Linked DNA regions of Mus musculus: region 2 is linked to region 1. Evidence: chromatin loops called from intact Hi-C (ENCODE). Cell type or tissue: left cerebral cortex. All regions are shown on one strand. Links, peaks and the distances in the headings refer to the core of each region. The heading gives the core; the rest is flanking DNA.

Region 1 (15,941 bases), core at 3,733-11,732:
CACAAGATGAAGATAATAGCATACTTCAGATGATTAAACCAGGCATGTAATGATCCATCATTAAATGACATCTGTTAAAAGTGGCTCACCGTGTCTCTACTCTTCTTTCAATTATCTCATCTCTATCTCTTTATCCACTGCAATCTAATTTTTAGAAAAGAGAGTTATAGACCCCACCTGTTTTTTATGGAATGTGACCCTACAAACTTGAACCTTCATTTTAGTGAGCAAGGTAAAGTGGTTGAGTTGAAATTAAGTCTATATGTTGTTTGAATGTAAGAAAACAATATCTTGTGTTTGCTGTTTGCTTTTATATGGCTGACCTGGAAGTGGGCTAAGTGTGTTGTATGTAGAATGAGGTGAACTAGACCAGTGTAAGACAGTAGGAAGAAGGGAAAAGAATTCTGGCATCGACATGCACTGATTTTGAAGGTTGGGCTTATCTTCATATGTTCTCAAACACTGATAAAAAAAACAAACAAACAAACAAACAAAAAACCCTCTGCTTTGACACACCCAAAAATCCATCAGTGTCTCTTCTTTCATTCCCAGAGTTCTGTGCACGGTGACTTTTAGGAGAAAGGGGGGAGGTGAGGGACAGGGACAGGGAGAGAGAGAGCATATCCAATCTACATATATACCTATTCATCTATTGATCAACGAGAATTTATTGAAATTACTTCTGTCATCTTTGGATTCAGAAAAGGAGTTACAACATTGACCTCAAAGATCACATGTGTGTCCCAAGAGACCAGGAAATGAACTGAGAGAAATACCAATACCTTTGCTTCATTCTCTGAAAGAAAATATAAACTAAGAGGCTTGGGGAGAGTTAACTCATTGTTACACAATCTCAGAGCATCCTGGAGCTTTACGTTTGAATATATAGGATAGTGTTCATATTATGAACCAATTATTATGACTAAACGCCATATTCAAAGGAAGGTTTGACCAGTGTTTCCATTATCATCTCAGGCAAGTCTGGAACCAAGGTGTCATTTGAGATGGTCTGTAGCAGACTCGGCTGATTACCAATATTTTTTTTCCTCTGTGTTAAACAAATATCCCAGCTCTTAGCTAAGACTCAGTTCTCTCTTTCCTATGGGCTTGACTGTGAACCCAAGTGACTCTATTAACAAACATGTCACTGAAGAGCCTGAGTTCTCACCTTTTTAATAGGATTCTCTCCTTTTATAAATTTTTATTAGATATTCTTTATTTACATTCCAAGTGTTTTACCCTTTCCAAGGCTCCCCTTCAGAAGTCCCTATCCCATACCCCTTCCCCTGCCTCTATGAGGGTGCTCCCCTATCCACCCACCCACTCCCATTTTCCCTCACTGACATTCCCCTACACTGGGACATCAAACAACCTCAGACCAAAGGGCCTCTCCCCTCACTGATGTCCAACAAGGCCATCCTCTGCCACATATGCAGCTAGAGCCATGGGTCCCTCCATGTGTATTCTTTGGTTGGTGGTCCTGTTCCCGGGAGCTCAGGAGGGTCTGGCCTGTTGACACTGTTGCTCCCTCCATGGGGCTGCAACCCCCCTCAGCTCCTTCAATCCCTTCTCAAACTCCTCCATCGGGGACCCTGCGCTCACTCCAGTGGTTAGCTTTGAGCATCTGCCTCTGTATTTATCAGGCTCTGGTAGAGCCTCTCAGGAGACAGCCATATCGGGCTTACATCAGCAAGCACTTCTTTGCATCCATAATAGTGTCCAGGATTTGGCAACTTTTTAAGGATGGATCTCCAGGTAGGCATTATCTGGATGGCCTTTCCTTCAGTCTTTGCTCCACACTTTGTCTCCATATTTCCTCCTGTGAGTATTTTGTTCACCCTTCTAAGAAGCCTGAAGCATCTACATTTTGATCTTCTTTCTTCTTAGGCTTCATATGACCTGTGAATTGAATATTGGGTATTCCAAACTTTTGGGCTAATTTCCACTTATCAGTGAGTACCTTCCTCTGAGACACCTGAGACTCCTTCATATAATACTCATCTTCTCTAGAACACTGTGTGTGTGTGTGTGTGTGTGTGTGTGCGCGCGCGCGCGCGTGTAAGAAGAGGAGAAATGGACAGTAGTGTGAATAAAAGCTCATTATTCAAGTAGTACTGTTGAGTCCATCAAAAGCAACTGATTCATGGGGAAACATTTGTCCAGAGTCTAATGGCACAGAAAAGAGTGAGCTATGAGATTCTTCAAGAAAGGAAATAGATCTAGGTCTATAACAGAGATGCTATGGGGAACTGAAAATACCAGGAGTAAAGGTATAAAATGACTGTATGTCGAAAACTTTAATTCATCAATTAATGAACAAAATGGACTTCGATTACAACTCACTTACAAAAATCAATGAACCATAAATTTACATATAAAAGAATATTGACACAAATTTTCAAAACCCGCCCTAGTCACAGAGCAATAATCAGTGACCCTGGATGCAATTTGCTTTCCTTAATCTAAGCCACCTACCTTTGCGTTGCTGGTGGCTTTCTACCTGGTATCTTCTACCTTTACATAGCTCAATGGCAAAAGTTGAAAAGTCTAATGAAAGGCAATAGCTCCAGCCAGGAATAGTGGCTCATTCCTGTGAGCCTGGCATTCAGGGGAATGAATGCCATGGAAGGAGGAAAACCATGAGTTCAAGCATAGGCCCATGCTGAAACCCTCTCTCAAGCAAAGGCAAGAATTTCTATCTGACCAATCAGATACCTTCAGCTCCATCACTCCATGTGTAGAACAAGTGTAGAACAATCATTAATCACTTTAGTTCATTTAACCCCCCTGCTCTCCCCCCCCCACACACACATACACATACACGGTTTTAACTTAATTTTAATTGCAGGGGAGAGAGGCACACAGGCACATGGGGGTATTCATAAAAGAGGATGGTGTTAGATCCTTCGAAGCTGGTGTTACACAGAGTTGGGAGCCACCTGATGTGGTTACTGGGAACCAAACTTGGATCCTCTGTAGAAACAGTATGCATTCTTAACCAATGAGCCGCCTCTGCAGACCCATCTTGAAGTCCTAAACTTTTCATTTCAGTATAGGTTTCTTCAATTTTCCTTAGCCTTCTCTTTCTCCTCCCTAGTCTTTCTCATCTCTTTTCCAAATAATTGACTCTTTCTTCCCTCTCAGGTCTTTCAAGCATGCCATCACCCTACACTGGCATTGACTCTCTTCCCCAGTCACTTTCCCCAGACCCAAGCACCTCCTGGGTCTACTGGACTCATCTCAAATGCTTCTTTCTCAGATAAGATTGCCTTGGTCCTCACGTAAGACACAGCCTCTTATTTCTGTTCTCTCTTACAGTGTTTCAACACCCCTGATACTGAACGCATGCCCATTTGAGGGTCGTCAGCTCTGCAGGGATGCATAGTAATTTGGTGCTTGTTGTAGAAGAGATAAAAAGGCAGCCAAACAAACGCACTTCACTCAACCTTGACCTCTGGACAGTTAGATTTAAGCCTTAGAATAAGAGGTTGTTTTAAAAATTCAAAAGTACTTCAAAATCCATGACAGGCTTCCCTGCTTATGAAACAAGGTCCCAAACATTGATAAAGACCAGGGCAAGAAGTTTATACAGAAGTTAGTTTACGTTGAAGCTACTCCATCAGGAAAAAAAGACATTCTAGAAAGGCTTGGAGAGAAAAAAATGCAGTAAAAATAACACATACAAACATGAAGTTGGCATATATCTGTGAGTGAGTCTGTCAGTTATTTCAGTAAATATTTATTTCCTTTTGACACATTCACTGTGTTCTTTTGGGGTTTTGTGAAGGGGGGCTTGGTAATGAGCTGTTTATTATGATCTGTGGCAAACCAGAGCAGTGCAAAAACGCAGCCACCTACTTAAGGCAGAATAAATAAGTTCCCATTGTCACAGCCTCCACCCACCTGAGCTTCAGTCCCAGGCAAGGCTTGCCAGCGACACTTGAAAACCACCAATTTACTGCATGTGCCGTATGGTGCTCACATGGAAGACAGATCTACTGACTCGTTAAAGCACACTAATTATTCTAAATTTTCAAAGTGAGAACATATGGGAGCTGTTTTCTTCAGTGATGTTTCTACTTCAAAAACAAAAGTGCATACAACTGAAGAAGTGCTTTCCTGGATCTATATCCCTTAGAAATGGTATTCAAACTTCACCAACTTCACGACATTCATTAAAAAGCATAATCCGTCTCTGGTCAAAGGCTGTCTGATGCCAATACCTCACCTTATATCTGTTTATTTCCACTGCCCCTTCTCCCACTGAGCTGGGCCTATAGGAGCAGGGTGATATATTCTGAATTAAAAGTGATAAGTTCTGACTCTCCTACTTATTTGTCAACAAATTGTAAGCAGCCGGTGCACGATGATTTTTAAATTTCCTTGTATTCCTTCCCCTGATGGAGCAGATTCCTTGGTGCAATAAGAATGCTGCTTCCAAGGACACATTGTTCACTATGTTCAGCTGTAATGACCTCGGCCTGAGGAGAGAGGAGCCAGAGGGATCAGAGACCAGCTCAGTCAGGAAGACTCTTGTATCTTTATTCCTGTAATGGAAATGAACTTTTGACCTCTTGATAGATACACCTCGGGATCTGGGATCCACAAGCAACTCAGAGGAATATATTGTTATTCCTGAAAGCGCCCAGCATCGGAAGAAACTAAACACCAGGCTGCTGGAAAGCTAAGCCAGGTCACAAAGACCTGTAGAGACCTGAGATCATTCAATGATGGTAATATTTATCTAGATTTTTAGCCATTACATTATTGATGAGATTCTCGTTCTTTTGACTTTCTGTGAACATGACCTTTGTTCTTGCTAGCTTGCATTTGCCTGGGAGCAAAAATGAGACCTTATCCCAGACAGAATGCATAGAGCAGGAGAAAGCTGATATATATGTTTTGCTTTGACTTGCAAAAATAGAATGGACCTTCAGGCAAAGGTCTTGAAAACCAGATTGTGGTCTCAAGAGTGAGTTCTCCCAATCTTTGTTTTGCTCCTTTGACCTATGACAGACCAAGACTGTGGGATCTACTCTAATGATGGCCTCCTAGAATCTAAAGAGAGAGAAAAAAATCCTCCTTCTTACAGTTCCCGGGGGACAGGAAGTCAGCTATTCTGGGAAGGGATGTGTTCTACTTTCCTTTCTATTGGTGTGATCCAAAACAACTTAGGGCTTATGGGCTACAGTCTGTCATTAAGGGTAGTCAGAGCAAGAACCTGAATCAGAAACCATAGAGAAGAGCTGACTCACTCCAAGACCCATGCTTAGAGTGAGCAATCTTTTCTTTTTCTTTTTCTTTTCTTTTTTTTTTTTTTTGGCTTTTTTCAAGACAGGGTTTCTCTGTATAGTCCTGGCTGTCCTGGAACTCACTTTGTAGATCAGGCTGCCATCAAACTCTAAAATCCGCCTGTCTCTGCCTCCCAAATTCTGGGATTAAAGTTGTGCACCACCACCTCCTGACAAAGAGTGAGCATTCTTATAGAGTGCAGGACCACCTGCCCAAGTAATGCTACTGTCTATAGCTAGCTGAGCCCTTCCATTCCAACTAGCAATCAACCCCACCCCCAGTCACGCCCATAAGCCAATCAGATCTGCAAAATCCCTCAAGTGAGATCCTCTTCTCTAAATAGAAGAGGAAGAGGAGGAGGAGAAAGAGTAAATGATGACAGCATGTGACCCAGTTTGGGGGCACTTTGTTGAGAATTCCTTAAGAAACTGATAAAAGTGTTATGAAAACATGAGAAGGATAAGACAGAAAGAAAGCAAATCTGTCCTTTCTGGGCATCTTCTGGGAAAAGGAAGATTTCAGTTAAGAACAGGACATCCACCACAGCCTGGGATGGAGTCTGCAGTCACACCTCCAGAGGACATGAGAGGCAAGCAAGTCACACAAATCACAAACAAAATACCTTCCTAGGAAACACATGCTGGCACATTCTATCTGATCAAGGTTACCAAGATGTAGAACATTCCTCAGCCCCCCGCCCCACCCCCCCACCCACCCCCACCTTGGCTCTACTGTGCCATTCAAGGACAAGGACATGCTTAGTCAATTGTGTTCAGATCCAAGTTCCACATTTATATCAGAGCTCCCATTGCCATTCTTGTTTATCTCTTCTTTATCTTATAAACTTGTTTCAAAAGAGACGGCAATCAACTCATTTTCCAGTAAAGTAACCACTGTACAAATCAGTTAGGCAATAATTACTTTCTGTAGCATCACAATTGTTGGTGGCTCAGCTATTCGCTGAATCACTCAGGCTTGATGCCACAAAGTCTGACATTCCAGGACCAGCTTCCTCCCTGCTCCACTCATTGGAGGCGCAAGTAAAAGTAGCACTTACTAAGCAACCTTTCTAGGATTCTGAGATTTACATCTGTTAGTTGCTTTCAGTTTGTTTCCTTGCTCTACTATCAAGGATAGATGTGAACTAAATATTTACCCAGCCAAGCATCTAATCCAAGTAACTTTACATGATATGAAATAAAGTGCAAGGATTCCTAAGAGACTATAAAAGAATATCCAACCTAGTCTAACCTAGACTTAACTAGATAGTGACTTGAGAGCTACAATGTAGGTCATGTGACTTTGCAGAAATGAGAATACATGATAACAGGATGTTATATCTGATAACAATTCATGATAACGTTATCATATTATCATGATGTCATTGGCCCTAGGCTTGCTGCATTGGTACATTATCTGGGAGTAGTCCAAGCTGAAGGCTGTGTCTCACAGCCTTATCAGTAAGATGCTTGGATCATGTGGGAGAAAAAATTCACCAGAAGGATGTAACTCAGTCATAAGAACAATTCTAAGTTTAGTCACCAGAGGAAAGCATGGCCACTTTTCATTTTCTTTCTTTCCATCCTAGTGCTAAAACATACAACAGAATTTGTGAGTCCATGTCAATATTGCAGACAAAAGCCCTATGCCTTGGGGAAGATGCAGCCACAGCATAGTGATATCAAATGTCAAACATCTGCAAAATTAGTCACATGATAACCAGTCTTCCACTAGACCAAGGCAATAACTTATTCTTTATATCAGTCAGAAGGCAAATATTTGCATGTATATTTTATTTTAATAACCAGCCATGAAAAACATTGTTACAATAAAAACACTATCATATTTTAATCCAATATGTTTCCTTCTCATACTTTAACTTCAAAGTTTCTAGGGAAGTTCATGAATTTGAGGCCAAGGTAGCAAATAGAATATTATGCTTTTATTATAGGAATCTCACACTAATTCATGATTGCATCCTAAATTATATTTAATAAGAGGTTGATTGAAAAAAGATACAAACAGGTTCTGTGCACTCTGTGGGTGTTCATTTGTACATAAAAAGGAGTGTGCTGCTGCGAGTAGAGTTCAGCAGTGAGATCCTTGTCTGTGATGTGCACTGACAAGCTCCAGCCCAAAAGCTCAGTGTTCCAGTTATCCCAATGTTCATTGGTTACTGGTTACACGTGGCAAAAGGATATATCTTAGCAGCTCTACAGAGTTCTAGAGTTGTTTCCAGAGTGTAGTTATTTAATCTTTAAATTTAAACTCTTTAAACACACACACACAAAATCAGCATTTGTGAGGAAGTGTGGGTAGGTGTTCACACCAGCTTCCAGTTGTTAAATAAGCCCATGAGAGAGTTGTTTTCATCTCTAAGAGGATTCTTCCCTGCCAGGCAGAAGCAAAGCTGTTAATTTTCCAGATCCCAGTAGGTCCCACAGATACTTGCACCCATAGACTTCTGAGCCATCCCGATCAATAAAGTGTGGAAATCTTCAGCAGCCTTACCTTCCCAATGGTCATGCTTGGAATTTCAATACCAACCACACCTGAATCATAAGTGTGACTGATAGACAAGGGTGCTAACATCCTTAATGCTCCAAATACACAGCCTTTTCCTAAGAGAAATGTTTGCCGGTGTGATTGGATTAAAGAGTCAGAGGTAGGAAGACATCCTAGATTGTTCATGTTGGTCCAGAGTACTTTAAAGGATTACCAGAGGGAGGCAGGAGGGTTTAAAGGCAAAGGGGGAGCTATAGCCATAAAAACAGATGTTGGGGAATGTGGGGCTATAAGCTATAGGATGCAGAATAACTCTAAAAATTAGCACAATGTAACAGGGTATTTGATTTAAAAAGTGGGAAGCCAAACCAGCATTTTGATATGTAAGTGACATAAAGTGTCTGCCAAACGGGACAGCAAGAAGTTAATAGCACCATCCCAAAAGGGCAGCCATGAAAGTTGCTGTTCAAAAAGCTTTAAGATCAGAGATTCCCAAGAACTTTAAGGTCATATTACAACCATACATGTTCTAAGTGCAAGACATGGCAAATTGAATCAAATGTTTGTTGTCTGGTTCTGCTTTGGTCCAGGCCTTCCTATCCATGTGTGTACTCATTTCCCAAGGACTGGGAAGGCTGCTCTGTCTACCATGTCTTAAACAATAGTTAATATTTGTAATTTCTTTAGTTGCTGATTGTATACTTAAGATTCCTTTCAATTTCTTTAATGACTTTCTTAATTTGTTTTCCATAGAAAACAAATCTGAGCTTGCTCTGAGTCACCTGGGAAATTTTGGACTTGGATTTTGTAAAATCCTGGATCACTAGGACTTGGAAGACTCTTGAAGAGTGACAGAATAAATTTTGCACCATAAGATGTACATAGGAGTGGAATATTGGCATTTGAATTTACAGCAAGGGCCCATGGATTACAGACTTGGATCCCAGTCTACGCTGCTGCTGCTGCAAGTCGACAGAACATATAGAAGATAACAGGACATATAGAAGGTTGAGACTGGAGAGAAGGAATTCGGTTGTTTAGAGTGTGCTCTTGGCAGGTGTAGTGTGAGAAATGTGTCCCATAGGCTTGCAGGATTGACCACTTGGTCCCTGGTTGGTGGTGCTAATTGAGAAGTCTGTGGAACCTTTGAGAACTGGAACCATTCTGAAGAAAGTATGAGAGTGAAATGGACTTTTGTGTGTCTGCAGGCTCAGCCCCGAGTCTAACTCATTTGCTCTTCTTCTTTTAGTAATTAAGATGTGAAAGTGCAGCTTCCTGCTCTGGGCACTCACCGCTTTGCATTCCCTTCCATGATGGACTCGACCACTGAAACTATGAGCCCAAATAAATACGTCCTCTCTTAAGTTCCTTTTGCTCATAGTAATTTACTACAGCAACAGAAAAGTAACTATTAGAATAGGAATTTAAAAGTTCTGGTCTATTCCGTTTCTCTCTACCCTAAAGCCCTAACTAGAGCTTTCTCTGCTATGTGCAGTTAGCATGACATAATACCTTGCCTTAGGCCCCAAACCAATAGGGCAGTCGATTTATCAAGTACTGAAACATTCAAAACTGTGAGCCAAAATATACCTTTTATCTTACCAATTATCTATCTCAAATATTTATTTCATTAATTTCATTAACAGAAAGATGACCCAAAGGGGATTTACCTTATGAAAATTAACACAATTTCCTATTTAAATATTTGAATATGATTATTAGAGAAGCTTTATTTAGAGTATAATCAAGACTGAAAATAACCTTCATGTCAGCCAACAACTAAATAGAAGAACTAATAATTACAGTTTGTCCATTAAATGGACAAAATGCTATCTGGTTCCATGAAATAACCAACTTCTACTATAAGAAATGGTAAGGCGGAGTCTCAAAAGCCTTGTTCTGAAGAAAAACTGTTAGGAAGAGAAGGAGGTTTCCTATTTTCTTTCTTTCTGAAGAAATTCTATAAGCAAAACCAAATGTGAGTTTCTATTCAGAAAGATATATCAATAGCTGCCTAGGACTGGGGTGCTGGTAGGCTTTGATTAGAGAGAGGCAGGGAACTTTGAGAATTTGTAGGTATTCCATCTTGATTGCAGTGGCCATCTGATATGTGAATATATTTGTCAAAACCCATTTAAGTAGGTGCATTTTAATTATGTAAATTATACTCCAATCAAGTGGATTTAAATTTTTTAAATGCTAAAAGTTTAAGCATAAAGGAAGGAGGGTAATAAAGCTAAAAGCATTTCTGGGACAAGAAATTAAAACTGGGATACAGTATAATATCAGAGAGCAAGAGAATAACCAAGGCAATAATAGTGCATTTTGTTAAACTGCCTACCAGAGTAGGCATGAACCAGCTTTCCAATGGCCAAAGATACTGTAATTTTAACATCAAAAGAATGATAAATGCAACTGGCTAAAATTCAGTCACTGTTTAAGAGCGGGTGGTCTGCTGGTTTGAAGGAAGTTTCTCCTTTGAAATTCAGATTGAAAGTTAATGCTGAGCATGAGATATGAAGGGGTGAGAGCAGGTGAGACCTTTAAAAGATTTCTGACTACATGTATGGTCATATGGTTAATGGGGTAACGAGTTATATTGAAGTAGTCCTGCTATAACATTCTGCCTGGGTTCTTGCATGTGGCCTGTCTCCATGCCTTTCTTTGTACCACATTGGAACTTTACAAAGAGGCTGGTCACCAGGTAAGAGTCTTTTGCTTTGGACCAAACTGTGAACCAAATAAACTTCCTTTCTCTATATCTTTCTCAGAATGTGGTATACAGCTATTAATAAGGGAAAATAAAATTTGAAAAATGAATCTGAAATAAAGAGAAAATGGGGAGAGACAAAAACAGAAGAAGAAACAAAGGAGAAGAAGGACAAGGAGGAGGAGGAGGGGAAGGAGGAGAAGCGGAAGAAGAAATGACCTTAGTAGCTATCACAGGATGTAACTTGGGCAGTAACTATCAACTGTTTTCTCTAGACATTAGAAGTAAATATTTGTCTTGTATCTCTTGTCCAAATTGCACGGCACAGAAAACAAGTAGCTCTTGGTGGTAAAGAAACCACCAAGAAAATTTATTTACAGACTAATCCTAGCTTGCAAATTTTAAAAAAGAACTATAAATCTAGAAAAATGTTTTAAAGCTCTGATTGAAAATAATTGGCTAAAATAAGCTTTGAGCATCAGTGCTGGAATCCTACCTTAGAAAGACAATCAGCTACTGAGACTGATTTGCTCCATTTCAATCTATATCTGAATTTTAGCACAGCAAAAATGGGCCCCGATGAAATGCAACACAAAGCAAATTGCAGTCTACCAACCCTGATGAGCCTGAGTCAGACCTAACTCATGGTTCCAACCTCTGTCTATAAGAAATATGGAAGTGTGTAGAAATATGTCACCTGATACTGTCAGAATCAACTAGAACCAAACTGTGAAAATCTACATGGAATTCTAAGCTAGTATCTGTGACAGTGCTATGACCCAACATAGACAGGCTACATAACCCTAAGCACATGTGAATGCAAAGTTTATTCAGGATTAAGAAATTACCAGTCACAATAATAAGCCCAGAACTTATTTTAAAAAAAAAAACAAGGGCTGTATGTGAAAAATAAGTGCTCATAACAACTAAATAAACACTTATTGAAATTAGTGAATTTGTTTTTATGACATCATAAATGATATTATAAATGATGTCAATGCATATTATTAAAGTACTAGTAGATCTCTTCAGTGATAAAGAATTATCTTTATAATCATGGAATAGGAAAGTCCTCCTAGTGAAAAACGCCAAGACAAAACCCACATGTGGAAATGCTGGTAACTGGAGATTAAAAGTGACCAAACTTAGATATGATCTTAAAAAGTAAAGGTCAAACACTTGACTTAGAAAAATACTGTCAAGTTGCCCACCAGACAAAGTGCAAGCAATTCACAGATACCAGATATAATCCTGCTAGTCAGCAGCACTCATAAGAAAAGGGGACAAAAATGAAAAAAAAATTGTAACAAAGAAAAGGCCTAGCCCAATATTTAGTACTAAAATATATATTCATCTTTATAATGTGAAAATCAAAATGATGACATGCAATTAAATAAGGTAATATGCATAATAGTAAATATAAATGCACTGCTATTAATAACTGTGCATACATATAAGATAAAACTCTTAGTGTTTACTATAAATAAATAGCAAAAATATCTTCAGCTTAATTTGCCTTTTATATTTTATAATATTAACATAGTCTTGTATTGCTGGTATATTTTCATAAAAAGAATTTTTAAAACATACAATGAACTGGAAGCCAATAAATGCTATGGTATTTTTCAATGCTTCATGGATTTTTCTTGTATTTACCCAATCAATAAAAATGTGTCTCTAACTGTGGAATGCTCAGAGATGGGACATGTCTATCACACCTTTCCTCCTGAGCCTTACGGATTGAAAAGGAAGAGGAGGTGAAAATATTGTAAGAGACAGAGTAGGTGAATAGCTACAAGGAAAAAAATGTGTTTTCTCAACATAACATGGCAGCTGCACACAATACTAACAGCAGTGGTCAGGATAAACACAGACCCATGCAAGCTCAAGCCAGCCAAAATACCAGTGTCCCCGATACTAACTACCTCGGTAGAGAATTCCCACCCCTAGATAAGGAATATTAGTTACTGAGAGCTGCCGAGAGAAGTAGAGTCCATTTTCTTTAAGGGTATGACTGCTGGTAGGGTATGTTCCAGGTTCCATGACCACATAAACAAGAAAATATGAACAGTACGAATTTGGTAACAAGACACAAAATTGTGTAGCTGGGGTGAGTGGAGGAGGTATAAATATGGCCAAAATGCATTGTATGAAATTCTCAAAGAGCTAGTTCAAAAATGAGACAATAAATGTGTTTCTTAAACAAGTATAGCACATAATACTGAAAACAATAACATTGCATTACAAAAACCACAGAAAATTATTAAATACTAATACCTCTTTGCCAATTTAACATAGAAGTAATAGCCTAATAAAATAATATTTAGAAGATATAACCTAATAAAAATAATATTTAGTTAGACTTTTTAGACTATTAAAGAAGTTATACCTATTATACACCTTTATTGAAGTATTACACTTTCCACACAAGTACATACAATTATTATATGAGAATCAAAAATGGAAACGAATACAAGGCTTGAACCCTTACCATGTGAATTGCTACCCATAGTATATCCTTGAGTTACACTCACAACATCATTGTCTTTTAAACTACAATATCCCATTAAGACAGTTTCTATTACAAAATGTGCTCCCTTAGAGAAAGAGGAAATGCGTGGACTTAGACATTTGCTTAATACATGTGATTGACAGAACTCAAAAAAGGAAAAAACACTACTAAATCCTTTGCCCTAGGCAGACATACCTCTTTACTCACTAATTCAATCAAACGCTGTGTTAGTTTTTTTCAACTTGACACAAATCTACACATCTCTTGGCCTTCAGGCCAATCTGATGGTGACTTTCACAACTGTTGATTGATGTGCAGGGGGCCAGACCACAGTGGGCAGTGCTTACCCCTAGGAAGACGGTTTGGGGGTTGTATAAGAAAGCAGACTGAGCAATCCACGGGGGAACAAGCCAATAAGCAGCAAGCAGCACTCCTCCGTGGCTTTTTTTTTTAAGATAGATTTATTTATTTATTTATTTATTTATTTATTTATTTATTTATTTATTATATGTAAGTACACTGTAGCTCTCTTCAGACACTCCAGAAGAGGGCATCAGATTTCGTTACAGATGGTTGTGAGCCACCATTTGTTGCTGAGATTTGAACTCGGGACCTTCGGAAAAGCAGTCTGCGCTCTTAACCACTGAGCCATCTCGCCAGCCCTCCGTGGCTTTCTCTTCAGATCCTGCCTCCAGGTTCCCGCTCTGCCTTCCTTAGATGATGGAGTGTGATCTGTGGAGCAAATAAACCCTTTCTGTCTTGACTTGGCTGGGACCATGGTGTTTATCACAGCTTTGGGAAACCAAATGAGAACAAAGCTCAACTAAGTATTTCCATAAAAGAATTTTGCAAATGTGGTAAGAGTCTACTTCTGTCCTTTGTAGGAGCTTGCCCAGGGAGGGCTGGTCTTATCCCATGAGCCCCTTAATGCTGACACAGGAACCAGAGGCTTTGAAGAACAATATCAGTCATGGAGTTGGAGAGGACCATGTATAGTGAGAAATGAAGGGACCTCCAATACAGACAGAAGTCATTGTTTTGTAAATGTTCAGAGAACCCTTTGCCTAACATTTTTTTTTTCTTCTCTCATCTTTCCTCTAACACTAACAAGATCAACCACTACGATTTTTCTTAACTGAAAGTGCTGAGTTTCAAATACACTCACCCATGAGATGGATATCCAGAAAGAAAATGAGAAATCTCATTTTCAATAATGAGAAACTGAATTTCACCAGCAGAAACTGAACTTAAGAGCAGATATTTCCCCAAAGCTTACAACAAGGCCTCAGCCTAACCAGCACTGTGAATTCAGCACTGTGATACCCTGAGCAAAAGGCCCAGCCCCCTACCAGACTCCTAACCTGCAAAAATATGAATAAGAAAGAAGCGTTTTTATCCCCTGAGTTCACAATATTTGTTACACAGGATATTTAAAAAAAATTGTTATGCAAAGAAGTCCAAAAGGAGTTAAGCCATGGATACACCTGTGTTAGTTAGGGTTTTATTGCTGTGAGGAGACACCATGATCACAACTCTTATAAAGGAAAACATTTAATTGAGACTGGCTTACCGTTTCAGAGGTTTAGTTCATTATTGTCATGGTGGGAAACATGGCAGTGTGCAGGCAGACATGGTATTAGAGAAGGAGCTAAAAGTTCTACATCTTGATCCACAGACAACAGGGGGAGACTATGAGCCACTAGGCCTGGTTTGAGCTTCTGAACCTCAAAGCCCTTCCCTAGTGACACACTTCCTCCATCAAAGCCATACTTACTCCAACAAGGTCCTATGACCTAATGGACCTTTGGAGCCATCTTTATTCAAACCACAACACCCAACAGAAAGCTAAGAATGCCTGGAGAGTAAATGAGAAGATTGCACATGATTGTGATGGTGACTGCACACCACAGAGACCCAGGAAGAGGGTGAAAGCACTCTGTGTTAACACATGTTTGAAGGCACTTACCTTTGACTCCAGACAGAAGCCTTCTAATCACTTAGCCCCATGTTCTCAACAAAGGCCCGGTCCTCTGCACTTGGGAGAGATGTAACATTCTAAAGAGCCTCATTGTCCTCTGTGACCTACATCCCTCTCACTCTTCCCATTACTTGGTACTTATTACCTGCCATTTGAAAAGATTCAGTGTGTGTGTGTGTGTGTGTGTGTGTGTGTGCGCACATGTGTGCGTGTGCGTGTGCGTGTGTGTGTGTCCATGTGCCTGTGGAAGCCAGAAGGTATCAGCTCCAGTATCAGCTCCCTTAAGAGTGGAGTTGTAGACTGTTGTGAGCCACTCCATGTGGGAGCTGGGAACCAAATTCTGATCCCCTAAAAGAGCATCATGTACTCTTAACTTTGGAGGCTTCCCTCTTCCCCCATCTTCCTTTCTTGGCTTACCTTCTACATAGTGAGCACCAACTTCTAACAGGCTGTGCAGATTTCTGTGGTTTTTCACAGAGACAAGAAGAAACCATTGAACCTACAACTAAACAGCAAATGCTTACCATGAGAGATTTCCATGTATTTTGTTCCCTAGTATGTCCCCAGTGCCTGTATCTTTGCTATTTATTTGCTCAGTTATTTGCTAAGTGAAGACATAAATGGCAAATTTTTTAGTATCTCATATGAGGAATTATTTTTGCTCCTCTATTTACAGAGTGATAAATCTTAGAATAGAGCAAAATCACATCGAATTTGCAAGAGCCATTTCAGAGCTACCAAAACACAGCAAACGAGTTTATGAAAGTAAGCCATATTTAGTAGGGAAGTTTGGGGTTAGGTTTTGTAATAGTAGTGTTCACAATGAAGAAATTTGTTTTATTTGCTCTGTTTAAAATAATGGTATTCATATAAAATTGAGCATGACAGACTTATTTTCTTAATACAAATTAACTACTGACCACCTTAAATAGTGATTATATGCA
Region 2 (15,941 bases), core at 4,848-12,847, 100 kb after region 1:
ACCACCACGCTTGGCCAAACAATTAGCAATGGGTTCCTGTCTCAGTTGTGCAAGCAGATTATCTGATTATTCCCTTCTGTGACCCAAAATTCCGGATGACTGCTTTGCTATTCCTGGGGTCATCTTCTTTAATCTTACCAGCTCGCTCAGGTGAAATTCAAATAGTAGTCCATACACTGGACAGGCAACAGATTCACAATAGTAACTCCGTTGTAGATACCTGCTCTTCAGAAATTCTGTTGACAAAGCAGACCCAGAACATTTATTTTGAAACTTCGGCCTGTGAAATTCTGTTGAATGGGCTTATGACCTGCAGGCTCATCCTTTTATCCTTACCCAGAGTCCTGAACTCTCCAGAATTTGGCTAACATAATAGAAAACTAGAACCAGAAACACAAGAGCCTTCAGAACCTTCAAGAAGTTCATGTTCTGAAGCATGAACATTTTCTCTTAGTGCTGGTTGATACCTTCTGGTTGCCCCTTAACTCATTTTTCCCAACTTGGAATCTTGTTACTCTTGGTTTAGAAAGGACCTCAATATGGCTACCTATAGACTGGTCAGCCCAGAGCACAGGTGAGAAGCTAGATTAGGAAGTTTTGGCTTGGAGCAGGAACACAGCAGGTAGTAGTAATGAAGATATGAAAGCAAAGAGGTGGAGCCAAAGATAAATTGTAAAGCCTATCTGGGAGAGTAGACATCCATCCAGACTCCAGACATCCACATAGGAATCCCTCCAAAGGAGTTTCCATCATCAAGGACCAGGCACCTACAGTCTGTGTTTAAATAAAGTTTTATTGGGCCATGTCAGACTGGCTTGTCCAACCCGCTGCCATGGGTACTTCCATGCCTCCCAGGCAAGCAGAAGTTCTTGAGGAGAAAATCTTAAGGCCCATAAAGCCATAAACATATAATGTCTTCTTACAGAAAGGTAAACCCAGAATCATCCTAAGATTCTCTGGAACTGTCCAACTTAAAAGGATTTTTCATTCATACTAAACTAATTCAGTGGGTCACTTCTACCTTCTACGTAGTACTTCTCTATAGCAGGCATAGTTATCCTGTGCATTAGTCAGGGTTCTCTAGAGTCACAGAACTTATGGAATGTCTCTATATATCAAGGGAATTTATTGTAACAACTTACAGTTTGGAGTCTAACTAATCTAACAATGGGCAGCTGTGAATGGGAAGTCCAAGAATCTAGTAGTTGCTCAAACTCATGAGACTAATTGTGTCACCTGGTCTTCTGTATAAGCTGGATTCTTGAAGAAGTAGGTTCTAAATAGATACACTGGTAAATAAGTGCAAGCAGGTGAAGAACGGTGAGTCTTCCTTCTTCCAATGTCCTTATGTGGGCCTCCAGCAGACGGTGTGGCCCAGATTAAAGTAATGGACCACCATACCTGGATCTGGAATTTGCTTTGTCCCCACCTGGTCTTGAACTCAGAGATTTGCCTGCCTCCGTCTCCTGGGGTTAAAGGTGTGTACTACCTTACAGGGGTCTAAGCTTTTCATGGCCACTATGCCTCAAGATCTCCATGTTCAGATCTGGGTTAGAAGCCTGTGTCTCCAGTCTCATGATGTGGATCACAAGTGTGCTTCCAGGTCTGGATTGTAGTTCATTCCAGATGTAGTCAAGTTGACAACCAAGAATAGCCATCTCATCTTGCAACCATGATCTTGCTACATCTAGATTCAGGACATCGTCTTCTGAACAAAGATTCCCAAGACACTGTTCAGTCCTTAAGCAAACAGCAGCACTTGCAGTATAGTCTTCTGTCACAAAACAATTACTGAAGTGAAGCCTACAGATGCATCTCCCTGGAATATGCTCTCATGTGTCATTCAAATCTAGTGAAATGTCACAGCCTTGAAGAAGGGATCACCAACCACATGATCCAAATAAAGACACTGTTTCCTCTGCTTGCCTTAAAGTCTCCAAAGCTCCCAGCACTAAGTCCCAGTGTACTATGGAAGCCTTTGTCTAGCTCTGACCTCTTCTCAATGGGGCTGTGGACCTCACTTACATCTTTCAGTGCCACTCTGCCAATCCCTATGAACTTAGCTCATTCACCATATAAACGCTGAGATGAATAATGAATGATGCCAATCACGAGATTTCACCTCCCATCACAGTGTTAAGATGAGTTTTAGAAAGAGGGGAGACAGTGGTTTGGGGAAACAAATGCAATACAATTACAAAATACAAAATACAAAACATGAACTACATTTTTTTAACTTTAGGGCATGCCAAAGTGTCTAATTGAATCATGGAAGAAAGCACTTTTCTTTTGTAAGATGGTGAAACCATGAAGCACAGTGACTGACAAATGTGTGGAGTGGCGTGGATCTGAGTTTAAATCTGAATATTTGAGCCTTTCAGATCAAGAACAAACACATACACACAGAGTGGTTAGAATTACTTAGCACCAGGGGTAATTCTGTGGGTTGAGGGTGAGTTATCTATAATAGTTGAACAAAAGTGTTCTAAATCTCACATTTTGTTTTTAGTTGCTCTTTGACAATCCCTGATCTGAAGATCTGGAAACCCCTGACTACTGTTCCAGCTGAAGCCCTTTGCTGCACTAGCAACCACTAGAGATGCTTGCTGTATAGTGAAAGGGGTGTTGTGGGGATGCGCACTACCTGCCCTCTAGCCCCTCAAAGAACTCTACCAGACTTCACTTCCTCTTCTAGCTGGACCTCTACATGCAGCAGATGGCACTGTTCAGACCCCATTCCACCCTCTGGTCCATATATATATATATATATATATATATATATATATATATATATATATTCAACTTAAAAATATACATTTTTACATTCACATTTCTCTTCTATTTAATTTATTTTTTTCAGTTATTCACTTTACATCTCACTCACTTTTTATGATCAGAGTAAAACTAAGAACTAAAAGGCAGCCCTGTCACGGTGAGATCTCTTCCCGCAACCCCCATTGCCTTTGGTGACGGGCAGGAATCACTTCCTGGGAACTCATGAGAAAAGCTGCCTTCTTTTGCCACAGTCTGACCTTAGGCAGCTCCATACCAAATGTGTCATTAAAGCGAGCTTTATGCCTTCACTAGCCAAAGCCGTTTCCTGTAGAGAGAGCTTCTAGCCACCACTGGGTGTAACCAATGCCTATAGCCAAAGGCTGGGCCCCTCCAGCAAGGCAGAGATCCCTTCCCTCAGGCTTGTCACCTGCCAGAGGGCTGCCCAGGACTCCAGACATTTTAGGGGAAAATACTTCTCAGCATACAAGATGCATTTTATGCTTTAATCGAAATAACAGCTTTTTTTTCCATTGCTGCAGCTAAAAGGCACCCTGTGACGAGAGAATCCTGAGTCCTGGGAGAAAGGAATGAGAAGCCAAGAAATGTTCTCTCTGGGACACTACCTCACTGTGGTAAGGAAAACAGTGACATCAAACCACGCTGAGTAAAAAATGTCTTCTTTCCCTTTCAAGAGAAAATATCCGGCTCAGCAAACAAAGAGCCCTTCAAAACTTTAGGGACTTCTAATTACAACAAATACACTTGGCTGCAAAGTGACATCTACCCTAAGATTTACAGCCTCTAGCTGCTTAGAAACTGCTAGGTTTTCAGCAGGATACTTTTGGAGACTGGAGTCAATTCTTGTTTGCCTATGAAGTTGAGGGTCTGGGGATTCCTAAACAGTCAAATTAATTCAGTTGGTAGTGATTGAATAAAAGACCCAGGTTTCATTTCTATGTCTACTGCTTTACGGCTGGCTAGGTTTTCTAAGACAAATCTTAACCTATCTGAACCCCATCCAGTTCTTCAAATGCGGTTTGCCAAAACTGCCTGCCTTTAAAGTCAAGTTGAGGAGGTAAGCGTGCATTTTAAGGTGACTGAAGCAACATGTTGTACTTCAGAGCCTGAAGTAATACTTTCATATTACTTTTTTTTTGCCACCAGACCCTTCACTTTAGAGCGGATGTAGAAAGAGCTTATGACAATAACTTTTAAATCTAAGGAAGATTTAATGGACCGGGCAGTGGTGGTGCACACCTTTAATCCCAGCTCTTGGTAGGCAGAGGCAGGTGGATTTCTGAGTTCCAGGCCAGCCTGGTCTACAGAGTGAGTTCCAGGACAGCCAGGGCTATACAGAGAAACCCTGTCTCCAAAAAAGGAAGAGGAATGAGAAGAAGGAGGAGGAGGAGGAGGAGGAGGAGGAGGAGGAGGAGGAGGAGGAGGAGGAGGAGGAGGAGGAAGAAGATGTAATGGAGACTGAGAAGGTTAGTGTGGAGAAGAAAAGGCTAAAGGGGTCACGAAAACATCTTCAAATAAGTGAAGTGGGAAAGTTACAGGCATCAGGGTTACGAAAGAGATCGGAAATCAGTGGGAATGACAGGGAGGTGGGCATTAGTTTCAAATGGGATCGGCATGGAATAAGAATTGAAAGCGATCTGTAAAGTCGGAGAGGTCTGAGTTCTTTTATGAGTTTGGGAATTTTTGTTTACTTCCTGGGTCTTGATTTGGTTTCTGAGAAAAGTGGAGCCAGTTATAATTCTGAGAGTCAATGGTGAAATGAACAATAAGTGCTTGGTCGTATAAAACATTCCACCCTGGCTCATAACCATAAAATGGACTGTAACATGACACTGTGTGATTACAGTAATGGCTATTCAAATTTTTCTAGTGTGCACAAAAACATCAGAGAAGTGGGGGGTATGGATTTCTGGGGTTTAGGGAAAAGGAGAACACAGATAGCAATCTCTCATTATTGTGGTCCTGAATGATTTCTGTTGTCAACAATTTTCTTTTGGCTGTCGTGTTTGTTTTTGACTAACAGCCTCACTGAAATAAAATTAATATATTCGTAAAACTCACCTTGCCAAAATGTTCCAGCCAGTGGATCTTAGTATGCCCAGAACTGTGCAACTATCTGGGTACCACTATCTGAGAACACCTTTGTCACCCATTACCTGTTAAGGACTCCCACAGGTTTTTACATCCACTTCATATTTGTCTTCCTTCTCCTTCCTGGTAGCCACCAATCTTTCTGTCACTGTCCCTTATAAATGGAGTCACACAGTACACTACTTGGGCTTTTCTAAATTAGATTAATTGCAGTGGAATGATCAACCCTAATTTGGATAACACCATGGCATAGTTGGAGTCCATGGGTGGGGTCCACGGGTGGAACCCATAGGTGGAGTTCCTGAACTGAACAAAGTCGGGGGGGGGGAGGGGGGTAGTGAACCAAGCACCAGTTCATGTGTAGGCATGCCCCCACCTGTGCTCTTTCTTGCCTTCAATCTTTTTCTTTTCCCTTCCTGAATGGAGCCACCTCTTGCTCCTTTCTTGCTCCTTTGGCCATGTTTTCCCATCATTAGTCAAAATAAACCCTCTCTGGGCAGGCCCCATGCCCAGCAGCAGATGAACAATACAGTATTAACTCAGTGGCACTTTCGACACTGCTGTTTTCTTCTTCTTCTTCTTCTTCTTCTTCTTCTTCTTCTTCTTCTTCTTCTTCTTCTTCTTCTTCTTCTTCTTCTTCTTCTCCTCCTCCTCCTCCTCCTCCTCCTCCTCCTCCTCCTCCTCTTCCTCCTCCTCTCCTCCTCCTCCTCCTCCTCCTCTTCTTCTTCTTCTTCTTCTTCTTCTTCTTCTTCTTATTCTTATTCTTATTCTTCTCCTTCTTCCTTCCCCTCCCCCTTCCCCTTCTTCTCCTCCTCTCCTCCTCCTCTTCTCCTTCTCCTCCTCCTCACCCCTTCCTCCTCCTCCTTCTCATTATCATCTTCTTCCTTCTTCTTTTTTTAACTTTACATGCCTTTGTGTATGTATTATGGTTCCCGATATTTTATGTGATTTCTGTGTCTATGAACATGTGTCTCCACATCTATATGTGTTTCTTGTGCTTCTTCTTTAACTCCTTTTTTCTGTTTGGTTTGATTTGTACTACTCCAGTCTGTTAGTTTTATGTGTTTTTGTTGTTGTTGTTGTTGTTGTTGTTGTTGTTATTGTTGTTGTTGTTCAATTAAATTTTTACAATTTTTAGGTGCCTGTTTTCTAATGCAGAGAGAAAGAAAGGGGGGATTTGGGTGGGAGGGGAGATGGGAAGGATCTGGGAGGAGGTGGAAGAGGGAAAACGGTAATCAGAATAGATTGTATGGGAGAAAAATGTATGTTTTCAATAAAAAATACACAAATAAACCCCATCTTCTCTAAGTTGCTTTTGTCAGGTGTTTCATTACAACAAGAAGAAAAGCAACCAACACCGAAGCTCTGGCATGTCTCACATACATGGATTTTAAGTATGCGCTCTCATGGTGTGGCTGGTTCCTGCTCTTGCTGCCATCCTTGGAAGAAAAACACAATTTAAGTCTCTTTGATAAATACACTTTGTGCTCTTGATTCCACTCACAGCTCTCCACTTGTGTTGCTGCCCCAGTGCCCTATAGTCCTGGGGACTGCGGAGCTAGCATAAGGTTTGGAACAAAAACCCTGGATTCTCCCTTTTAGTCATTCTCAGAACTGTCGCCCAGTCGTCGGGGCCCTTTGCTTATCACTGTTAAACTCATGATCAGCTTGTGCCTCTCTTCCAAAGAAATCATGTGGCTTTGTAACTGGGCTGTGTTGAATCCATAGATCAATTTCAAAAGTGTTTTTGTCCTGACAATGTTGAGTTTCCTTTTGCATGGACAGAGGAGTGCTTTCCCCTCATTCGGATTTCTCTCTGTCTTCTTATAATAATAATAATAATAATAATAATAATAATAATAATAAAATAGTATAATAATTGGTTACTAACCGGTTTCTGTGTAGTATTTTTGAACACATTTCATTTGGTTGATCCTCCTCCCCAAACCCCTTTAGACCTCCCTGCCCTGCCCTACTTCTCCCATCATGCTGTTTATCCCTCGTACTCCTTTGCCTTGTTCTAGTCTCTTGCCCTCCTTCATTCCTGATTTCTCTCAGCAGTGTTCCAGTTACCAGCCTGGCACTCTTACTAAATGTATTCTTAATATTTTTATTATTGTTACTGCTGTGGTGAATGGAGCTATCTTCTTAGTTTTCTTGGTGTTTCATTGCTAGTATATCGAAATAGAACCCATTTTTATATAATGGTCTTGTGTCAGTTTAAGCTTTCAGTAAGAACACAGCCATGTGTGTAGGACTATTAGCTGAATCCTAGAGCTCACTTGTAAAACAAGTGCATTTTCAGAATGCCTCGCTTTATCTTTTGTCTCCTAAAATTGTTAGTAAGGTTGGCATTTTAAGCTTATTTTAATCAGAAAAATCATCTTAATTTGATATTCTTATTTGAAGCCCATTGCAAAAGAGATGGGGATCTGAGTGACAGGCGGGGACAGACAGGTGAGAATAAATGCTCTGGCTGAGGACCTGGAAGCCAGAATATTCGCTCCTCTGAAAGGCCGTGCAGCGTTATGCTATCTTTTTTCCTTTCATCAGAGTCTGTGGAGGAATGGAGTGCTTTTATTAATTAGCAAGCTGGAACCACAAGTAAACAAACACTAAGTCTTTGGAACGGTTTTTCAGATTGTGCATGAAGAAATCAACAACTGTGGTTCAATCTCTGCTTCTTGTTTTACAGTTTGGATATTTTTCTCCCCAAACCACTTCTGCTCTTGTTCCCAGGGGACCTAATTCCATTTTCAATTTTAACACCATTCTCATTTTCAGAATCACTGGTACAGCACGCAGAAACAGAAATAGGGGCCACTGACTAATCCTGAAGCTATAATTGTCCAGGACACTCCCCTCCACAGATGACAGAGACACACATGCACTGCCTGCCTTTCAGCCCTCCTTGCTTTGGCCCAGCCGCTGGTTTGCATATCTGTCTCCCCACAGGCCATACTAAAAGGAACTTCTGATGCATCCCTTGAGCTCAGAGTGAGGTGGTTAGCTCAAACTAGATATTGAGAAAATGTTTCCCAAAGGAGTCTTCGAGAAACTTCCCTTTGAGTCTCTGCTCTGCCCTCTTGGTCCTCAGACAGCTTTACAAATAGAACTGCCTCGGTGTGCTTTTCCAAAGCATCTCTTGTGACATTTCTTGTGGGAAATAATTCTACCAGAAATCAACAGAGTATTTGAGCACCTGCTGAGTGGGAAGCTCTGGCAGATGTTGTGGGCCATGCAGAGAACAAAGCTTTGGATCTGCCCAGGGATGTAATTTCGGTGACAAACAGAAGAAGCACAGCCATTGACCAAGCCTTGCATATGCCAGGAATGGTGCTTGGATGAGAGTAACCCATTTCCATGAAATAAGTCCACTTGTCAGCACCTGTGTTGTCTTCTTCCACAAAAGTGAGCTAAGCAACTGGTTCAAGGGCATGTAACCAAGGTGATACTTATATCTGAGTTGTCTAATACCAGCATCTGTACGTGTGACCCAGCACAGTTTGCTGAATGCAGCCTTGGATTCCATCATGTTAAATCCAACAAATCTTGGATGAAAAGCAGTTAAAAGAAAATACAAATGTTTTTCCAATTATTGCTTAAACAATAAAGTACAATGGTTATTTCATAGCCTCCATATTAAATTATTAGATATGACTTAAAGTACATGTAAAGGTGTGTGGAAGTTGTACTAATTATTATGCTGTTTGACATAAGGGATGGAGTATCACACAGCTTGGTTTGGGGGGGGAACCTTGAAACCCTTTATGGATAGTGGAATATATGCCTAGCCTAGCCTGCACCCAAAAGGCTACAGAGTAATCCATAGATAGAAGTTGTCACTCTTCCAGCATCATAGGAGAACTTTAGGCTGGAATAGTCATTTATGGAAGCAAAGCAATAGTAGAGTTGAGTTAACTGCCAAGAGCTGAGCCTGAGCTAAAACCAACAATAAGCAGTTCTAAGCCTGAATGACACTTTAGAGACAGGGACTTCAGGCATCCTGATGGGGTGGTAGTGAGCAATAGCTGATGTGCTTTTCTGAACAGCCAAGATCAAATATGACAAGCAGCCTGCTCTTGTGAGCCTTTCATACTGAGTCAGATTTGCAATAAGATCTGTCTGATAAGAATTTTAAAACAACCTAATGAGATAGAAAGGGGTAAAATGGATGTTGCTATTTATTTAAGGCCTCCAGGAAATGGACTGGGAAAGTGGCATTTCACCAGATAACCCAAGAAAGGAACCATGGCAGTACTGAGAAATCTAGGCAGGAAGTTGGAGGAAGAGGCAACAGAAAACCCCCAAATCCATGAGATAAAGCGTTCCTGCTAGAAATATGGACAAAAAGGACATGTTTATGACAGAAGTAAAACAAGTGAAGGTATGAAGCCCTGGATGTGACCTAAACAGGGTCTATGAATTCATAGGAACCACAGCCTGGCATCCTACATTCCTCTGCTCAGGACTCCTGTACATTTTCCTGCATGGTATCTGATACACGGGCAATGCAGGGGTCCTCTGTCTTTTAAATAATCCTCCAGTCAAACGCTACTTGTAAAAGGGAGATGATGAGAGATGGCCTGATATGTATATGTGAGAAGAATTGTCTCTTGGACTTGGATGTTACAGAAGCTAAAGAAAAGGAATCAGCCATAGTTGCTAAACTGGCAAACCAAACCTCGGCACCTGTGGTAATAAAAGATTGGAGGAGAACACATCAAACATGGCATATGATATATGCATTCCCTATGCCAAATGTCTTTTTATTCTATGAATAGTGTGGAAGAGGTGATGTATACATTTTTAAAGTATTTTTGACTATACCAATTGCAGGGGGTCAGGAAAATAGCAAGCTATCTGGGACATGACCACCATTGCAGACATGAGCAGATGAAGAACTTTGCAGAAAATTTTATGTTGATGCAAGCAGACAGCCTTCAGAGTCCTGGAAGTATGTAGGCATACTGAGGAATGCTTTTCTTGAATTATCTCATTGTATCTCTGGAAGAATTTGAACATGAGGTGGATCTTCATTTCACAACTACAGCACGTGAGACCAGGAAAGGATGGAAAAGATGGACCATTTAATCATGGTTACAGTCAAGAATGACATCTGATCTTTGTCTAATTAATATTCTTATCTTTAACTTTATATATCAGCTCACACCTAATATTTGCATCTAAGTTGCTTAAATCAAAGATTATGAAAACTTCCTAGTAACTTTCTGAAATGGATGTACTAATATCCACATAATACCTGGAGTGAAGACTTCTATTTATATGCTGGGAGAGAAAGAGGATAGACAGCAAGTTAATTGAAATACAGGAAGATAATGTAGGTCTTGCATAATCGAGTCTGCTCTTGGTGATGTTGGATAATAGGTATAAATAATAATACATACAAGTTCAAATTCAGACATTTCAGGTACAGACAAATATTTTAAATATATGATTCCCTTTATATTATCCTTATCAACTTCTAAAGTCTCAAGCAAGCTTGGTAGATTCAGTATTCATCCTTCACTCTTCAGTTTTCTCAGGTCCTGAAACTGCTGGATTCAAGCCACACCAAGCTCACGTAGCCCTCTCCAACCTTACAGAATGCTTCACTGCCTATCTCTGAAGCCCATATCTAATCATCAATGCAGCTACTGGGAAAGGCAGCCTGGTTTTCTGTTTTAGTGCCCTGTGGAAAATCTCCCATTTACTTAAGAAAACAGAACTTCCTTTTGGGCAAGTAACTGTACCCAGCCTCAAGAGTTAGAGCAGCTTCACTACAAGGAAGCCTACTCTAGTCCCTAAAGATGTAAGACATACAAAACACATTGTTTACATCCACCACATAGCAGTGAAGTCTAACAAGAGTGCCAGGCATCTCTGTCACAGTGTCTTAGGGTATTATTGCTGTGATTAGATGCCATGATCATGACAATTCTCATAAAGGAAAAAATTCAATTGAGGCTGGCTTTCAGTTCAAGATTCAGTCCATTATCATCATGGCAGAAAGCATGATGGCATGCAGGCTGGTGTGGTACTGGAAAAGATGAGAGTGCTACATCTGGATATATAGGCAGCAGGAAGAGACAGTGGGCCCTTAGGCCTTGCTTGAGCTTCTGAAATCTCAAAACCTGCACCAAGTGACTCAGTTCCTTTTACAAGGTTACAGCCACTCCAACAAGGTCATACCTTCAATCTTGACACACCTTATGAGTCTGTGGAGGCTATTTTTATTTAAACCACCACATAAGGCAATGTTTTCTACTTATTGACATGATTTTTAGCATGAAAGACACAAAAGCCAGAAAACAGCATCTCCTTTTAAGCCTATTGTGACTTAAGGTTTTACCCACCAATATACATCATCTGTTTCCTTGCTTGTTATAGTTGATGGTGCTCTGGCCACCTATCTACATTTCAAACATCTATTACCAAAGGAAATTGACACATTTGATTTTCTCATACTATCCCCAAACAACTTACAAAGTTAAGATCATATTAAATTGAACAATAACAAAATTTTAGGTATCTACCTTTTCAATTAGAAACTAGAGAGACAAACCCTAACTGGGACTTAAGATGGACACCACTATGATTGTTTGAGAAATTAAATTAAACGATCATTTGAAAAATGGGAAAGGGTTAAAATAGGACATCTACGCTGGCCTTAAATTACTGCATAATTCTGCCTCTCAGCTCAGTCTCTAGTGTTTACTTCTGAATACATCTACTTCTGTCCTTCTTTATATTCACCCTATCAGCCATAGTTCTCCACCAAGTTACCATCTACATTAATCGATAACTATGTATAAAACTAACTGCCTGACTATCTCTATTCTTATTTTAAACTCTTGTATTAAACTTCCCATTGATTCTTCGAGAGTTTCACAACATATACCCCAGTCCCACTCATCTCCCTATCTCTTTATATTTGCCCTTTGCCCTTGCAACCTCCCACATAATAAAAAACACACATACAAACAACAACAAAAACAAAGCACAGAAAACATCTCATCACGGAAGACATAGTATGTCATAATGTTTCCCACACTGTCTCCCTCTGTCCACATGTTTTCACTTCCAAACATTCATTGCAATGAGTCATTGGTCTGGTTCAAGATCTCTAGCTCTGTGGCATTGTCAACATTGGATCCTCATCGGGACTCCTCCAGGTTATCCTGTTGTCGCCCTGTGTCATGGAGATCCTTCAACTTTGGAACAGCAGGACTGGCTCTTTCATGTGTCTCAACCATTCACAGATGATATTGATTTTGGAGCGGGCCATCTCAGAGCCTATACCTTGGTCTGATAACAAAACTTGTCATGTTCTCCCTTATCCATACCACCAGCATGAATTCTCCAGCACTGCCCTGGCTAGGCTACCCAATGCCACTACCCAATGCCACCATCATTAGAAAGCAGGGTCAGCCTACTTGTTCTCATGCCTTCTGGGCCAACTCCCCTGCACCCATACCTCCAGAGCCAGTTTCTGCTGTGTTGCCCAGGCAAGGTACAGGGCATGCACTCCAGAATGATATAGCCAGTGAGGGGGGCTAGCTTTCCACTCTCATGCACTCCAGACCAGTTGTCCCTCACTCTTGCACTTGGGTAGGTTCACCTGAGCCCCTTCCATAAGGGCCAGCTCTGCTGTGTTTTCCAGGCAAGGTACAAAGCCCAGAGTTCTGCAGCCAGAGAGGAGCCAGGCCTGCTCATCTGTTCTCATGACCCCAGAATCAGCTCTCCTAACTGCCACAGAAGGTGGGAGGAGGCAAGTACCACCTCCGCACCCATGCCACCACACAGTAGACAAGTGGCTAGTACAGCTCTCCTGTGCTTGCCCTCAGGCTGGCCCACTCATCACCCATGACCAGGGCCAGCCCTTCTGTGCTGCCTAGGTGAGGTGCAGAACTCACTCTCCAGAGCACAGCAGCCAACAAGGGGCAGGGTCTCATAACCCTAGGGCTAACTATCCTTTGCTCTTGCCCTTAGGGTTGGCTCACCTGAGACTGCACCACCAGGGTCAGCTCTACTGTACTGTACAGTTTTGAACAGCCCTCTAGACCTAGGTGGCAGGGTTGGCCACTCACTAAAGACTATTCCTCTCCACCCTCAAGTCTCCAGCTCCATCTTCTTTCATAGTGCTCAAGCTTGTTCACTTCTTTCTCTTCTATCTGACCACCACATACTCAAACATTGTGATACATCCCACTGCAGGCTGGCCACACAGCTCATAGGCATCCATCCACTCTGCATAGTTTGTTGACAAACAGGAATCTGTGGCCCACCTATGTGTGCATTAGGTCTGTGGGTGGCATGTAGGTCTGCAGGTCTCTGTCTGTCTTCCTCCATTTGCCCTGTGCTGCCTGGATTTGATTTAATTTGATTTAATTTTTATGAGTCCTAGGCAAAAACAAAAACAAAACAAAACAAAACAAAACAAAACAAAACAAAACAAAACAACAACTTTGGCCACCAAGCCAGGCATCAAGCTAGGATAAACAAAGGTCTGCCAACTGTTCTACCCCTCCATGACAGAAGGATACCACCACCAATGAGATGTCTCTATGCCATTGTCCGGGGCGGGATTGGGGGGTGGGTGGGTGTTAAACTTATTATTTTCCAATAGTAGGCTGGGCAAGTACGCATAGCATCAGTCTGTCTCTGGTTGAGTGACAATACCCAGTCAACAATGTAAAGACATGGCCCCAGGTAGAATCAAGGCACAAGAAGAAATACTGATAGTTTAATGTAAGACAACACAATGAGGCAGATGGAACAGGGATGGGGAATACCCAACAAGGAGTCAGTAGGTAGGATGAAGACCAGATTGTCATAGGATGAAGCAATACAGACAAAAAAGCGCTAAAGGGCAGGAAATGTGAGGAGAGTTGGAATTATATTGCTGCAGAAAGGTATGTGCAGACCCAGGGTTTAAACCTTTGTATGAGTTCCCTTTTGACGTCATTATTTTTAACAAATCATGAGTATAAAGTGGAATCTGCCCCATGTACGTGGAACACAACCTAAAATGTGCAGAGCTGCTGGCTTCAGATTTCCATGAACCAGCAAATACCGATGTCACACAAAACACTCGAAATATCAGCACAGACTATAGTGTATTGCCAGTTTATACCACAGTCATGAGCACTGGGATACCATGAGGCAAGATGTGGAAAACAAGTTCCTGTCAGGGGAAGGACTGGTAGGGGAAAAAAAAAAAAAACCAACGAGATTCTTTCAAGACAATGAGACAATGAAAGGAGACCAAGAGAAATACACTCATCACTTGGAGAGTGGCCTTTTCCATTTTATATGTAGCCATCCCAGGTGACAACAGCTAAGAATTTCATTCATTATCCAACTCGGATTAGAATCAAGCATCCACACTGACTGACGAGCTAATTCACTTTCATCTTTGGGTCGAGTCTTCTAAACTCATCCTATTGAAAGTTGCTTTAATTGGCATTCCGTTAGAAGGTTAATACCAACTTACCAAAAATAACCTGGGAGGAAAGCAGATAAGACATAAAGGGAAAATGGATTCTAATAATGCAGATTCTCTCCTTTTATTTGAGCCTCTTCTTGGGAGCTGTGTTAACACGGTGACTCGATACCTTCCCCTGCAGCACATCTATCTGGTGGTCTCCATTGTCCTAGCACCGGGGTTGAGATTTTCTTATCTGCCAACCAATACTATTGATGACACACCATAGATACCCCCTTGCTACTCACAAGCTTGCTTTGTTTCTGTTTACTCCGTTTGGAATAACTACATTTTCATGTTTACCCTTTGAGAACTGTTTACAGATCCTGTATCTGAGAGGCTTCATTATAGTCAGCTCTTATTTGTCTCACAAACAGATTCTTCCTGCCCATCTGGTAGGAGAAAACAAAAGAGTTTCAAAGCCGGCAATTAGTCCTCAGCCTATAGGAGTTTCTTGTCTACTTGGCAAAACCAGCAGTTACCAACACACAACACACACACACACACACAAACACACACTTCACAAAAACTGGGTTTGTGAACTGCTACAAAACTGTAAAGAAATAGAGAGGAAAACAAACACAGCCTAAGAGAAGGTCATTTTCAGAAATTTTCAATTTGTCATTCCCAAAATACGGACAGTCTTATGACATGAAAATGATTGGTTTTGTTTTTATTTTTCTTACACTTGAGATTCTCATACATGTATACAATGAAAAAAAAATGATCATTTATACCTCCTGTTTCCCCACCTTCAGCTTCCTGCACATCCCACCCAACAGGTCTTCCTCCCAACTTTATGACAGTATGAGCAAGAGTTTGGGCAAGATGAGTTCATTTGCATACTCCCTTCACATTATAATCATATAATTGCCTTTCTCCTGAAGCCACAAAGAGCCATTGAAAGTTTAAAATTAGAATTTATTTAATTGGTTTTCGGTTCTTTCTCCAACTGTTCATTTTGCTTGGCCCCACACTAGTCCATTTCCAGTGCTGTGCTTCCTTGAAGACCACATGCACACTCTTATCTCTCTCTCTCAATCTCTCTCTCTCTCTGAAGCAAGTGGGGATAGTGACATCACTATGGTGTGACTCCTAGGGAACCAGAGGTCAGCATACATCAAAATCACTGTCTCTGTCACCATGGCGACCACTCCATTTGTTGAACACTTATGGAAGATGTTAGGGGTATGGTATGGTATGGTATGTGTGTGATTCACCCAGCCCTATGCATGAAGCTTCACATCTACTATATGAAGTAGGGATTGTTCTGTTTCACAGATAAGCACTGACATCCTCAGAGAATCCTGACAGTTGGTCAAGGATATCCAGTTGGATAATACCTATTTCTACAAAAACCTAAACCATGGTCTAGAGACTTGGGAAAGACACTGGATTGAGCAGAACTATACTGACTCACAGATATCCTAATAGTATGACTTCTGTGAGGAGCTAATATGCTAGAGTCCTCCCTTCCTGGCTTATTTTCAAATATCTGCCTGTGAGACACGAGGAACAGCAGGGAGGACTGCATGTGTTGAGTCCACATAAGATGGTCAAAAAAGCTGAA

The links. A loop is a pair of places that touch in the nucleus more often than their neighbours do. Peaks named below come from ENCODE experiments on the same cell type or tissue, not always from the same donor. Only the 100,000 strongest peaks of a DNase experiment are listed, where the experiment ranks them.
Region 2: it touches region 1 in a loop (2.5-fold over the local background); 2 of 42 quality-filtered maps call a loop at or near these places.

Annotation. Positions count from the first base shown.
Region 1 is chr5:39,041,018-39,056,958 of GRCm38, reverse strand. No RefSeq gene overlaps it. Among named protein-coding and RNA genes, the nearest start is that of Gm46937, 33 kb to the left of the region's middle. In left cerebral cortex, for the core only: no CTCF peak of the experiment used is centred there; DNase peaks (open chromatin) are centred at 3,927, 5,167, 5,660 and 7,623.
Region 2 is chr5:38,938,274-38,954,214 of GRCm38, reverse strand. No RefSeq gene overlaps it. Among named protein-coding and RNA genes, the nearest start is that of Clnk, 70 kb to the right of the region's middle. In left cerebral cortex, for the core only: no CTCF peak of the experiment used is centred there; DNase peaks (open chromatin) are centred at 7,404, 7,756, 8,077, 8,792 and 1 more place; H3K27ac peaks cover 1,120 bases.